Regions from separate parts of the Homo sapiens genome. Here all the other regions are linked to region 1. The links are chromatin loops, found by intact Hi-C in ENCODE. Cell type or tissue: heart left ventricle. All regions are shown on one strand.

Region 1 (5,000 bases):
CTTAAGCTTCTGTCCTAAGCTATAACTCTGCAGGTATTAAAAGTAAAACCAGTCTTGAATGTAATTGACTGAAATCACGATTTGCCTTTTCAACCCTGAGTGACACTTTAGTGCACAAACACAACCATTACAGAAATTATCCTAATAAATATCTTACTTTATCAGTGTATATACTCTGAATTGGGTTGGCATAATCTTAGAAGGTTTAGAAAGACTCCATAAGCTTTGACATCTACATGACTTCCTATAGCTCAACCTAGAATGGTGATCAACAACAACAACAACAAAAACGGAAGGCAGACCATCTTATAACACAGGTATGTAAGAGGGCTGGGGAGGGCGCTGTACGTACAGTTGAATCAACTCAAATCTCTCAGTGAAGAAATTAGTTGTATTCTGAAACAGAAGATGCCATCGTCCATTAGTATAGCTATGAAGAAATACCTGAGGCTGGGTAATCTATAAAGAAAAGAGGTTTATTTGTCTCATGATTTTTCAGGCTGTACAAGAAGCATGGCACCAGCATCTCCATCTGGTGGGAGCCTCAGGCTGCTTCCACTCATGATGGAAGGTGAAGGGGAGCCAGCTATGCAGTCACATGGCAAGAGAGGAAGCAAAGGGAGGGGAGGTACCAGGCTCTTTAACAACCAGCTCCAGCAGGAACTAACAGAGTGGGAAATCATTCGTTAGCACAAGGATGGCACCAAGCCATTCATGAGGGATCTGCCCGCATGACCCAAACACTGCCCATTAGGCACCACAACATTACAGATCATATTTCAACATGAGGTTTGGAGGGACAAACATCCAAACTATAGCAGGAAGTGTAAAATCTTATAAATTCCCAATACTTTAAAAAGACAATAAAACACAAAATGAAAAATCTAGAGAATCTGAAGCAGTGAAGGGGGTCTGAGAAATCATGAGGTCAAAGCTTCTTAGTAGAGAGGCAGAGGAAAGCAAAGGGAAGAGAGGTTGAAAGAGGCCAAAACACATTACCTGGATGCAATGAAGACTAAGATTGTTACCCTGACAAGAAAGACAGCTCATTATTCACTTTCTACTTTGCCACACAGCCCAGCATAATAATGTCCACACATGACTGATATTCTGCTGAATGGAACTAAATCTGTCCAGGGATTGGTGGAAAGAAATGTGGTGGAAGATGACAGTGAGTATTATGGAGAAGGGGAGGAGGATAGCCACAGACCCCAGCCAAGGAGCTATCAAAATGATCTGTCTCCAATTACTTCACCCACATCCTATTCTAAGCCACAGAGTACAAGAACACCAGTATCAACGATGGTCTCCGTTTGGTGATTTTCCACTTTTCTCCTTACCTCACACCCATAGGATGGCTACTATAAACAAACAAAACCAGAAAATAACAAGTGTTGGTGAGAATACGGAGAAATTGGAATCCTTGTGCATTGCTGGTGGAAATGTAAAATGGTACAACCACTATGCAAAACAGTATGGAAATTCCTCAAATAATTAAAAATAGAATTACCATATGATCCAGTAATTCCACTTCTGGGTATATATCTAAAAGAACTGAAACCAGCATCTTGAAGAGATACATGTATACCTATGTTTATAAAACATTATTCACAATAGCTGCTATAGTTTGTATATTTGTTCCCCCAAACCTCATGTTGAAATCTGATCCCTGATATTGGAGATGGTGCCTAGTGGACAGTGTTTGGGTCATGGGGGCAGATTCCTCATGAAAGGTTTGGTGCCATCCTTGCTGTAATGAGTGACTTCTCGCTCTATTAGTTCCTGCCAGAGCTGGTTGTCAGAAAGAGCCTGGCACCTCCCCGCTTCTCCTGCTTCCTCTCTCACCATGTGATCTCTACACACCAGCTCCCCTTCACCTTGCACCACAAGTGGAAACAGCCAGAGGCCCTCACCAGATGGAGATGCTTGTGTCACACTTCTTGTACAGCCTGCAGAACCATGAGCCAAATAAACCTCTTTTAAAAACAAGTTACCCAGCCTCAGGTATTCCTTTTATAACAACACAAATGAAGTAAAGCAACAGCTAAAAAGTGGATGCATCACAAGTGTTCACCAACAGATGAATGGATAAGCAAAATGCAGTATGTACGTGCAATGGAATATTATTCAGCCTTAAAAACTAAGGGAATTCTGACATGCTACAGCATGGATAAACCCTGAGGACATTATGGGAAATAGGCCAGTCACAAAAAGACAAGTACTATATGACTCCACTTATATCAGATACCTAGTATAGTCAAAATCATAAAGACAGAAAGTAGAAGGGCTGTTTCCAGGAGCTAGGTGGAGGGGATAATAGGGAGTTATTGTTTAATGGGTATAGAGTTTCTGTTTTACAAGATGAAAAGAATTATAGAGGTGGATGATTACTGTGGTTGCACATTATAAATGTATTTAATACCACTGAATTGTACACTTAAAATGGTCAAGACAGTAAATTTTGTATTATGTATATTTTACCACAATAAAAAAACTGGGAAAAAAGAAAAAATGCAAACTAAGGGAGAACACTACAGTTATGGATGTAGTGATCCAGTCATTGGTTAGAGAGATCCTTTTCTATAGGCAATAAAATCAAGCTGTTAAACATTACAGGTTTCAGAAATCAGAACAATATGGGCTCCCTCTAGTGGTTTAAAACACCTTTAAATACTCTCAGATACTGAAAGGAAGATTCTAATTTATTTTGATTTCTTGGTGATGGGTGGGGAGAGAGATCACCTAATTATTTTCTTATTGGGAAACCCAAGTCTCACAAGTAGATCACTACTAACATTCATCCCAATAGATGAGGAGAGGGGAGTAGGCCCATAGATCAAATGTGATGGCTCCAAAGCCACAAGGCAAGTTTATCTACTCCCTTCAGGATCCATCAGAAGCTTAAGCAGCCATGAATGAAGAGAAGGGGGCAGAGCTAAGCCATATGACAAGGAAGACAGCTCACTCCCCCTTTGACTAATATCGTTCTCTTTGTCCTATCACCATAACATAAAAAACGAATTTACTCATGTGGCTATGAAAACATCTCTGAAGAAACCAAATAAAATAGTTTCAAACAGGTTTCAGGCCAAGCCCAGCCTAAGTTTATAGGCTGCCTTGGCTGCTCTGACCGTTAAGATTTGTTTGAATTTCTCAGTGCTATCATACAAAGAGAGGTCTCATCACTTCACAGTCATTTATCCTATTAAAAACTGCATTCTAATCAGGTGATTTTTATGATTTGAAGGCTGAGAGAGGATTTTTTTTTTCACAGTATAGCAAATCTGAATAAGGCTGCCATTTGCACTGAAGCTTTCAGTCTTGTTATATAACACCTTGTTATATAAAGTGTTGGGGATTGGCTGGGTGTGGTGGCTCACACCTATAATCCTAGCATTTTGGGAGGCTGAGGCCAAGGCGGTGGATCACCTGAGGCCAGGAGTTCAAGACGAGCCTAGCCAACATGGTGAAACCCTGTCTCTACTAAAAATGCAAAAATTAGCCGGCACGGTGGCGGACACCTGTAATCCCAGCTACTCGGGATGCTGAGGCAGGAGAATCACTTGAACCCAGGAAGCGGAGGTTGCAGTGAGCTGAGATTGCACCACTGCACTCCAGCCCAGGCGACAAGTAAAACTCCGCCTCAAAAAATAAGTAGATAGGTAGGTAGGTAGGTAGGTAGATAGATAGATAGATAGATAGATAGATAGATAGATAGATAGATAAAAATAAAGCGTTGGGGATCTAAAGTGTGATCTACAGGTGAAAAAAAACCAGTGCAAATAAATCAAAGGCAAAGGAAAAGCATGAAATATCTCTGCTAAGAAATGTAAATAACAATTACGAAACAGATGGGCAATGTAATTGGTACCTAGCTGATTGCAACTGTAGCTATCTATAATGGCATAGTTTTCTGCCATTGCTAAGAGAGTTACTGTTCATAAAAAAAACAGATTAGTTTATGTAGTTTAGAGGAAAAAGCCTTTTCAACAAAATATCAGAGAAATGACAGAAATAATTATTTATTTATTTTTTTTTTGAGACAGAGTCTCACTCTGTCACCCAGGCTGAGGTACAGTGGCATGATCTCGGCTCACTGCAACCTCTGCCTCCTGGGTTCAAGGGATTCTCCTGCCTCAGCCTCCTTAGTAGCTGGATTACAGGCACATGCCACCATGCTTGGCTAATTTTTGTATTTTTAGTAGAGACAGGGTTTCAACATGTTAGCCAGGCTGGTCTTGAACTCCTGACCTCGTAATCCTCCCACCTCTGCCTCCCAAACTGTTGGGATTACAGGTGTGAGCCACTGTGCCCAGCAGAAAGAAAATTATTCTTGAATCCGTTTCTAAAAAATGTATCAACCAGTCCAAAGTTTCTTTCAAAGAAGATGGTAAAAATCTGAACAAAGTTCTTTTGAATTCTATTAAGTGCCATGAGAGTTGCTCTGATTTGCTTTACTAAAATTTAAGTAGAATGCATGAAAACAAAAGCAGCTTCTGGTATAGTATGAGATAGTGTTAGCATAAATAAAATGCCATCGAGTTTTTAAATACTATCTAAGTTCTATACTAAATAGCATGCCACTTACACTTGAAAATAAATGTAATTAAGTACAATGTTTATGGTAATTTCTATAAAATGTTGGGCATCAGATCCCCAGTTAGAATAAACATTTTCTGTCACATCACTTTTTCTATGAGAAAATAAGATTCAAATTAAAATTGTTTTAATTGTCAGAACATTTTTCTGCTGAGCATGAGGACTGTCTATAGGCTGGATTCCCCCAACACTATTTCACTAGTAAATCGACTAAGAAGCATGTGTTTTTCATGAGATGTCATCATCTACATGGGTTTACTCAGGTACCAGTGAAACCCACAATTATACCCCATCAAAGCCCTTTATGTGAGGCATGCTTCAAAACCTCAGTTGGCTTCCTTACTCATCAGGAATGATATAACACATTTTCTTCACGTGCTCTTTCCAGTAAGTCATCTTTC
Region 2 (5,000 bases), 340 kb before region 1:
ACATGGACACATGCGCTTCCGGAACCCAAAATGTTCACAGTAATTATGTCACGGTGCCTTTTCTTCCTTTTTTCCTTATTTGTATTTTTTCAGTCTTTTTTTTTTTTTTTTTTTGACGGAGTCTCGAACTGTTGCCCGGGCTGGAGTGCAAAAGCACGATCTCAGCTCACTGCAAACTCTGCCTCCCGGGTTCAAGCACTTCTCCTGCTTCAGCCTCCCAAGTAGCTGGGATTACAGGCACCCACCACCATGCTCATTTTTTGTATTTTTTTTTTTTTTTTTAGTAGAGATGGGGTTTCACTATGTTGGCCAGGCTGGTCTCGAACTCCTGACCACATGATCTGCCCTCCTTGGCCTCTCAAAGTGCTGGGAATACAGGCGTGAGCCACTGCCTCCGGCCCAGTCTTTCTACAAAACATGTCATACTTGTATAATAAAAATATTTTTAAAATTCACTAAAATAAGGGGGGAAAACAAATAAAAGGCAAATCCAGTTAAGTGTACTATATCTGGTATGTTACAGGATGATAATAGATGTTTCGTGAAGAACTAGTCCAGTGATGAAATAAGTTGGGAAACATTGAGTTAAACAAAGCTAATTGGATTTATTCCCTGCAGGACTTCTCAGAGCCTTTAATATCCTGGTGGGCCTTATGATCTTTAAGAGGGTGCTATACCTAGTGATGTTACCAGGCTTATCTCATCTCTGAATCCCCATTCTGAGGAATATCTCTCCAGACTGATTATCTGTGGAACACTCTGGAAAACCCTGTTGCCAAGCTCTGACCATGTGCAGAATCAGGGAAATGCTCAGGTCTCATTAGGCCAAGTTCTAATATGATCTGCAGAGTTGAATGAAGCCTTGTTAGGTTGGGAAATTTGAGACCACATCAGCTATTAAATGAGAAACACTGCTGAGATCTCACTGGCAAATTAAGACATGTGGCCAGGTCAATTATGGATTTTCCAATTACAAGATTTGGAAAGGTAGAAAGACATTCCTGGGCATTTGGTTAGTAGGATCACTGAGCTTTTGGTTCAGCACGGATGATAAGACTTGGATAAACAGAGGGAATTCCCTGAACCCCAAGGGAATGAAATATTGTGTTAGCTTATTTTGTGTTGTTATAAAGGAATACCTGAGACTGGGTAATTTATAAAGAAAAGAAGTTTATTTGACTCACAGTTCTGCAGACTGTACAAGAAGCATGGAGCCCACATCTGCTTGGTTTCTGATGAGGCGTCAAGAAGCTTTTAGTCATGGCAGGAGGGAAGGGAAGCCAGCATGTCACAGGGCGAGAGAGTGAGCAAGAGAGGGAGGAAGAGGTGCCAGCCTCCTTTAAATAGCCAGCTCTCCTGTGAACTAAGATTGAGAACTCATTCATTACCATGGGGAGGGCACCAAGCCATTCATCAGGGATCTGCCCCCTTGACCCCAACACCTTCCACTAGGCCCCACCTCTAACACTGCGGATTACATTTCAACATGAGATTTGGAGGGGACAAACATCCAAACCATATTAAATATACTTGCAAATAAAACAGTCCAAAGAAGCATAAAAGGGATAATGGAGAGTGGGATCAGTGGACAGATCAGGGCTCCCTATATGCACTCAAGCCTCACCAGCACAAGGGCTGGGCCTCCAACTGCCAAATCTGCATCTCTTTGCCTGAGGGCTCCCTCTGGCCATTGGAGCCCGCAATGAGCAGCAGGCCAGAAATGCATAAGCACTGATGTGCGGCAGCTTGAAACCAGTGACTGGTGGGAACTGGCGAACAAACACCCCAGAGCATCCCACCTTGTAGGCAGGATGGTCCTGATGTGCACTGGCTGCAATGGCTCCCGGAATTCCTCAAAGGCTAAATCTCCAGATGCCCATAGTGGCCCCTGGTTTGATAACACACCGTTGGTTGCCTGCCTTCCTGTCTCTGTCTTACTTTCCCTAGGAAACAAGGTAAGTTCTGCAGGAGTTTCTACTCTGGCTAGAAAGCCTGATTTCCTGGGTTTTCATGATTCTTCAAGGCGAGATTTGTACCACTGCAGTGAGTTAAGAACAGTTTCATTTTATTTCTGACAGAGGGCAGCATTTCGTTTTCTTTCACAGAGAGATGTATTCCTGGGCTTGCAAATGACTCTAGCTCAAAATAAAGAAAAACAAATTGAAATAAGGATTTTAATCACTGTGAAGGGAATGAAAGGCTGTGTCAGCGTTTCCATGGTAAGTGCCGTCTTTCAGGGATTTATCATCCCAGCTGTAAAAATATGCTTTATGCTAGGATTTGGCAAGAGCAACCCTCAGTCACTTAAAACCTATATATTATTAAAGATTCTACTTTCAGTCAAGTCAGAAACGTGACTCTGTATAAATGCCACAGAATGCTCCTCTGACCCTTGTGACTGCCAACTGCTGCCTGCCACATTCCCTGCCAAACCAGCTCAGCACTGAGAAGTGGCAAAGGCACAGCAGCTGGACCTCCCCAGAGGATGCTTTGCGTTCTGGAAATGGTTCCGCTGAGGAAGAGGGCCTGGTTCTTTGTGGAGGCTAAGTGCGGCCTTTTGGGGTCTCCTGCCTAGGGGTCTGTAGGTGGCTGTTCTCTGAGCACTGGCTCACTTGCTCCCTCTCCCGCATCCCAGGTCCCAGGGCTACTCAAGGGGAAGGGGATGTGTCAGCACAGCCACACATCACCCTTGGCCCCTTGGCTCGGGATGCCGAAGCCACTGCAGACAGCATAAGTGGAAGAAACTCAGGTTGAGCTGACAGGAAGTGTTAGACTTGTGCTGATTTTACCTGGCAACCCGAACTCCCGTGGTGTGAGGGGAAGAAAGGCAGCTAGGTCAAGTTAGCAGCCAAAAGAGAAAGCAAAACAGGGCTCAGTCTGAATTTTTATGTCACATCACATAAAAGCCACCTCTGCTTGGCTTTAAATAAGACCAAATTTGCAGAAACTGGTATGTCCTTTATTCGAAATAGGGTTGTGGAGGTGGGGCGGGGGGCTCTTTATGATAAGAGCAGAATGTCACTTTTTACGACCCAAGATGAATCCTTAGTGTGGTGCCAGTGGTGTTTATCAGGTCTTAGGCATTAGCAATTTAATCTTTCCCCTAACACAGCAAGTGGTGCATACTCTGATTTCCATTTTCAAAATGAACAAATCGACACCCAGAGCTTAAGGAATTCACCCTTATGAAGGTCTCATGGAGAGTCAATAAGGAGCAGGCACTTAAAGGCATATCTTTCTGACTCTAAGTCATGGGGCTCCATATATTGCACTTGGGAGCAGGCACAAATTCTTCTCCCAGGAAACAGTGCAGGAGCAGGGTTCCAGGGTTCCACCAGCCCATCTCCTCACCCATCCCCAGGTGGTGGGCATCCTGGCACAGTGCTCAGTGTGCCCCAGCCCTAGCAGATTTCCTGCTGTTGAGATAGACAATGGCTGCAGAGGGCAGGGCTAGGAGCAGTGGCTAAACTCTAAAGCGTTTTGATTGCTAACATTTTTTGAGTGGTTACTGTCTATCAGTCACAGTTGGAAGCACTGTATATCTGTTACCTCTCTTAGAACCACTCCCAGCAACTGTCTGAGGTAGGTAATAGCATTGTCCCCATTTTATAGGTGAGGAAACTGAGGAGCAGAGAGCTTAAATAACTTGCCCAAGGTCACATAGCCAGTAGAAAGTGGAGGTGGGATTCAAGCTCAGGCAGCTTGACTCCCCAGACCAAACTGAGGACTGGTGTCCTGTGTGGGTAGCAGGAGGTGAGGGTTGAGGAGGGTGCACTTCACCAACCTCTGAATATTCACGCAGGGGCTAGGTGTTCATTGGTAACCCAATCATAAGTGGCTGGGCTGGACAGGACTTCAAGCCAGCCAGTCCCGCCTCTCATCTTCCTGTTGACCGTGTTGATTCTGTAAGAGGCAAGGGCTGCCCGAGGGTATCCTCCTGTTCTCTAGGATGCGACACTCTAGGCAGAGCCAGAGTGGGATCCTGAGTCTCCTGGGCCCCCTGTTCCTGCAGGAGACACGATCTTGTGATGGAGTCTCCCATGAGCAGGGTAAGGCAAGTTCCTCCTGTACTTTGTCCCCATGGTGACTCAGGTGAGATGGCCCCTGAAAAGCTGTGACTGGGAGAGTTACATTCAAAGTCTGGGCAGGGCTCCTGCAGGCTATCCTGCACCCCTCGGACAAGCCAGGTTGACTTCCCTCCTCCATCTCTCAGTCTGGAGAAGGAAAGAGATAACAAATAGCTGGGGGTGAGATGGACGTAATTAGCGGTTCTAGAGTGCATCATAAAGCAGAAAAACCGATTCCTGTTAGGCTGGGAGTGCCGTCTGTGCTACCCCAGGAAAATGGGATCACACAAGCAATTGTACAAGGCAATAACACCCCTGATGCTGAAGCTGTAACATCTGTTACACCAAGACATTTTGGTTATGACTTCATCATGCATTTCTGAGTTGGTCTGAGACAGTTTTTCATTGGCACTTAGATATATTGGTTTATAAGGCAATAGTGGAATTGAACCTTTCAAAGAGTTCAGGCTCTTCATGGGGGATGTGGTGGGGGAGAATGAGGGAGATGGGAGGAGACAGGAATAGAGAAAAGCTATAATATAAACAAAAGAAGAGCAAATAGTGGCAAATATTGGAAAAGATATTTATTCTCACTAGTAATCAAGGACATGATAATTCAAACAAAAAATGATTCTTTTGCATATCAGACCAGCAAAGACGTAAAAGAATGATCAAACCCAATTCTGGAAAGGAGTTGAGCGTGTTATTGAAGGGACCACACTGTTATTACATTGCTGGGGTATAAAAATTTCAAGCATTATCTCCTTGATCCAGCATGAAAAATTTATTTAAGAGTAATCAGACAAATGCTTAAAGGACATGTGTACAAGAATGTCTACAGTGGTATTGTTAGACTAACAAAAAAGGATAAACTGCTGAATGTAAATTAATAGAGGACCAGAATGGCAGAGTGAGAACCTTCATAAATCTGTT
Region 3 (5,000 bases), 290 kb before region 1:
GTTGTGAAAGGATCAGCAAAGTTCCATGGCAAAGGGTGTGGATGCAGCAAAATATGAAGAATTGCGGCCAAGAACTCAATGTATCACAAGGAGGGTGGAGAAGGTAACATGAGCCACAAACCTGTTATCTGACTATCCAGACCAAAGGAAAGGAGGAAAAGAGATGGAGAAGGGATGGGCTATGACCTGTTGGAGGCAGCTGGGAAATTTCTTCTGTAGGTTCATTCACTCATGCAGCCAACAGACATGTATTGGGGTTTGGGCTTAGAGCTTGGTGGGGCTCTAAGTGATACAGGTGAGAATGAAGGCAGGACTCTATTCCCTCTAATTGTTTTCCTAAAAAACTATATTTCCAAACCTGTAGCCTACAGCTATATTTAAATGCACTTTAGTTTTCAGCCTTCTTGTCTCTTGTGTTGCTATGGTTTTAAAAGGTTGAGTGTATTTTTATAATCTCAAGACCATATCTCAAGCACTTCTTCCATATGTAAATATCTTTATGATCTGAGTTCTCTCTGAGAAGAAAAAAAGGATGTGTCCCCAGTCTGGACCACAAGGAGGCATCTGACAGTGCTGTAGACTGGGATGGTGGGTTTGCTGAGTGCCTGGGTCCACTTACCAGGACAGCCCCTAAGGAAGGTGGCGGGTAGCAATCCTACAGATGTGCACATGCAGGAGTAACTGAGGAGATGCCTCTGCAAAGACAGCAGAAAAAAACAAGAAAGGTTACAGAGACAGCATCAAGGGTCCAGAGCTGGGAGGCAGCTAGCCATGTGCATGCTGCAGGCTGTCGCTCTGGGTTAAGTGGGGTAAGACAAAGGCATGAGGAAGAGTTGCTTACCAGGAAGCAAGTAGAACCAGATGACAGATAAGTGGGTAGGGCAGAGCCCTACAGTGCCGAGCCCCCAACAGTGTTCCTTTTACATTTTTCTGTGCCAGGGCCCAGTTTTAACAGGGATGAATGAACAGGGCCAGCCTAGGGCCGCGAAGGAGCTGAATGCAACCTGCAATCCTGAAATATGGAGGCTAACATAGACCAAGGGCCCTTTTGCCTCACAACAGCTGGAGAGTCTGTGTTAAGATTATTCTTTTTAAATGGAACCGGATGACCCAGAACAACTACAGAACAGGAATCTCTTTCTTCCTCCAAAAAGAAACAAGTATGTAAAACAACAACAAAAAAACAAAACTAGTGTGGAATTTTGCATTATACCCATCAAGAATCAAGGATTGAACCCCAGTCTAATCATGAGAAAAAGTCATCAGACACATTCCCAGACACCTGACCATCACTCCTCAAAATCATCAAGGTCATCAAAAACAAGGAAAGTTGGAGAAACTGTCACGGCCAAGAGAAGCCCAAGGACAAATTATGATTAAATGTAATGTTGAATCCTGGATCGGATCCTGGAACAGAAAAAAAGAATTAGGTAAAAATTAAGGAAATCCAAATGAACTATGGACTTTGGTTAATAATAGTTCATCAATAGTGCTTCATTAATTGTAACAAATGTGCCATACTAACATAAGATGTTTATAATAGCATAAACTAGGTAAGGAATATATTGGAACTCTCAATAGTGTCTTCTTAATTTTCTATAAATCTGTTCTAAAAAATAAAGTCTATTTTAAAAAATCTAAGTCAAGGGTCAAGAGCATAGATTTGGAAGCCAGGTTGCCTAGAGTCCAATCTCAGCTCCTCCTCATCAGTTGTATAACTGTGGGGACCAGTCACTCAACCGTTCTGTGCCTCCGTTTCCTCACAGTGCAATGGGAATAACCATACTAACTACTTCCGACTGTCATAGGGACTAAATGAGTTAAAACTTATGAAACTCTGGAAGAGTGCCTGGCGCCAAATAAATACATGTGTTTATTTCATATGTAAATGAAACTAAAGGTACAGGTTCACTTCAAATATTCTGTAAAACAGGAGGAAGTAAACATTAGCTGAGGTTTTTTTTTTTTCTTTCTCTCTCTCTCTTCTTTAAAAAAAAGGAGAATGCTTAGGGCTTGGTGTGGTCTCCACTGTGCTACAACTCCCCCAGCTCTGCCCTCCTCCCTTCAGCTTAGCTTGAGTTCCTCTCTTCCTGTGCTTTCTACGCTTTCTTCTTAAGGATTCTCATTCTCTGCTAGGGTCAGAGGAGATGACGCAGCCTGGAATCCTCTTGCCAGAGACCATATTAGCACAAGTAGATCTACTGCCTTCTCCCCGAGAGCATCTTTCCAAATCTAGGATCCAGCAATAACCCCCAGATACCTCCAATCCCACCATCTTCCTCCAGATGCCTAACCCCAGGCCTCAGACCATTCATCTGCCTCTCCTGCCTGCACTGACACCCTTTCAGCTGGAAGCACCTTGGTAAGGAAGGGAACGTTACCACCCAACAGGATGCTTGGGAAATGCACATGTTCCTCATTGCTCAGGAAGAGGTTCTCCCTAAAGAACAATCCTGAAACTTGCCCAAGTGGCCGAAAGCTTGACATGGGTCATCTCCCTGTGAACATCTGGAAAAGAGCCTCCATGCAGAATCTGACTAAGGCATCTGCGGTTTCCTTCAGGCAAGACCTTGAATTCCTGGAGCATTTCCTTTTGCTACTCCTACCGCACCCCCTTTCTGGGGTTGCTGGGTAAAATAAAAGCCAAACACTGCAACATGTGTCAGCAACTGAAAACCTAAAGCTACAGGATAAAGCTGAGTCTACCAACACTATTCCTCGCTGGCCGCCCCCCTTCTTCTAAAGAAGCATATTGTCAAAAATTCTAAAACACTAGTGAAGGAGGTCATTCTTATGACCCTCATTTTACAGGTGGGGAAACCAAGTCCTTCTTGGTTTCAAGACAAAAAAGAAAAGAGATTTCAGGTGTGTTTCTTATTTGGAGAATGGGGTTGCACTTCCTCATCCATGCTCTATCTGGGGTTATTGTGTTTGCTTTGTTTTTCTTTACTTTTCATCAGGCCAGTACTTGGCAATGACCTACATAGACCACATGCTTAATAATAATTCAAGCTTTATTAGCACCCAACCTTCAAGGGCCTCTGGGGATTTGGCAAAGAGCAATATTTATGAAATAATCTCCTTGTTGCAAACCAACATTCATGCCTCTGGGGTGGCCTTTGAAGAGAAGAAACTGCAGGCTGAGAATGTTTGACATGGCAGTCACATGTCTGGCTTTTTTTTCTTTTTCATTTTTGATATGGAAATGTCTGAGACTACAGCACATTTTCACAGGTTGATATTTAAGATTTATATCAACTAGTATGGCTCAGGTATCAACCAATTAAAAGAATGTTGGTCAGGGTACCCAATCAAAGCCCCACTGGCATCCTCCCACCCCCAGTTGGCCAGGCATTGCCCCTTAAGTTGCAGGATTAAGGGAAGGTCCAGAGAGTTCTGAGGAAGGGTCTAGGTGGTCATGGTGGTGGGAAGATGGCTATACCAAGTGATATGGAAATAATTCAGTATCTACCTAGCTATCAACCTCAAATTCATACATATTCTCAATTCCTACAAAGTACAGATCCACAGCACATGGCTGAACACAGACTTGTCCCTAGGTGTACATGATGGTTAACTGTGGCAGGTGTGTTTGGATTCAGGAGACTTGAAGATGTCGTTTTGCTACATCTCACCTCCCTTCTGGGCCGCTGGAACTGGAAATGAAACTACAGGTGGGTCAGGTGAGTGGATAATTGAAATGAACAGATGTAGGAAGAACAAGAGAGTAGGTGCAAGTCACAAATGACAGCCTGAAATGGTCCAAGCTGGGGAAGCCCAAGAGGGTCTACAAGCCCAAAGAATGAGTGAGGAATCAGACCTAAGAGATAGGGCAAAAAAAACAGGGCAGTTGCTGGCAAGATCCTAAGACAAGAGAGTTGAGAAGACCAGAGCACAGTGAAACAAGTGGGTCTAAAGCCACTGCTTCAAAAGCCCTACCATAGCATTGCCATGGGAAGTTTGGTTATGATTGAAAGTTATAGGGCTGGAGTAGAGTAGGGCTGGAGCTCCTCAATGCCTATTCAGCTCTTAGAACCTCCTTGTGAAAAGATTTCCCCAAGTGTTTGCAGTTCACACAGCAAGTTCTTTCTAGAAAAAGTGTCCCAGATGCCAACACTGATGCTTCAGAAGGACCTTCATCATTTGAAGGGCTGCTCCTTACTGGGAACAAGCATGATTTGGGTGAGTGGCCTTTTCAATCACGGAGTCCCAATTCTCTAGGACTTTGGCTATCTCACGGCAGAGTAGCTTATAAATTTTTGCCAATGCAGTAATTTTAACAGTCATTTTCAAAGCAGGCTTCAAAGCACTGGTGGGATACAAGAATTCTCCTGATGAGTGCAAACTGCTTTCCAAAGAGGTAAATTCCCTCTGCTCCTCTGAGTGAATGCCACACAGTCCTCCAACTGTCGCTTTTATGGAGAGTTCATTGCTTCTTACTAGTAACCTATTAAGAGAATCAGTAAGGATGGGTGAATTTGGAATTTGTGAACCAAAAGCACTGTGTGACCTGAATACTTTAATTCAGGCTTCTACTCCAAATTCTGTCATCCGTGCAGCAAGCGGCAACCAACAAAATTTCTGCTGTGCATCCATACCTGTAGATGTCTGGAAGTCCCACACTTAGAAGGAAGCAAAGTTTGTTCTCTCACTCATCAGTGGCTACTGCTGTGCTATCCACATAGCTGATTGCAGATAATCTGCTCTCCCTTGCAATGTTTAGGTTTCTACATTTACCACATCAGTATTAGGGTCTTCTAATTTTCTAATTAGATTGAAAGATATGCATCCATTGTGGTTCAAATAGGAATCACCAATACTCTTCATGCAAAAGCAAATGTTACACAATACCACTCCCTCCCAAAAGAGCCCTGCTCACACAGCAACATTTTGTTATTATACACAAGTCTCATGGTTTTTCCATAAGAATGTGTAAAAGGGTAGACTAGATGAACATTGAGTCTTTTGCTCCACTTAAGTGGGTGAAAGTAAAAAATATT

The links. A loop is a pair of places that touch in the nucleus more often than their neighbours do. Peaks named below come from ENCODE experiments on the same cell type or tissue, not always from the same donor. Only the 100,000 strongest peaks of a DNase experiment are listed, where the experiment ranks them.
Region 2: a loop joins it to region 1, with 11 times the contacts of the local background. A loop is called at or near these places in 80 of 110 quality-filtered maps.
Region 3: it touches region 1 in a loop (3-fold over the local background); 50 of 110 quality-filtered maps call a loop at or near these places.

What each region holds. Positions count from the first base shown.
Region 1 is chr3:43,500,622-43,505,621 of GRCh38, forward strand. All of the region lies in intron 11 of ANO10 (anoctamin 10), which reads right to left. Among named protein-coding and RNA genes, the nearest start is that of ANO10, 120 kb to the right of the region's middle. In heart left ventricle, CTCF peaks have their summits at 2,645 (motif pointing left) and 2,850; no DNase peak of the experiment used is centred here.
Region 2 is chr3:43,160,212-43,165,211 of GRCh38, forward strand. No RefSeq gene overlaps it. Among named protein-coding and RNA genes, the nearest start is that of POMGNT2, 57 kb to the left of the region's middle. In heart left ventricle, a CTCF peak has its summit at 2,059; a DNase peak (open chromatin) is centred at 2,667; H3K4me3 peaks cover 713 bases; H3K27ac peaks cover 645 bases.
Region 3 is chr3:43,215,324-43,220,323 of GRCh38, forward strand. No RefSeq gene overlaps it. Among named protein-coding and RNA genes, the nearest start is that of SNRK, 69 kb to the right of the region's middle. In heart left ventricle, no CTCF peak of the experiment used is centred here; no DNase peak of the experiment used is centred here; H3K27ac peaks cover 1,399 bases.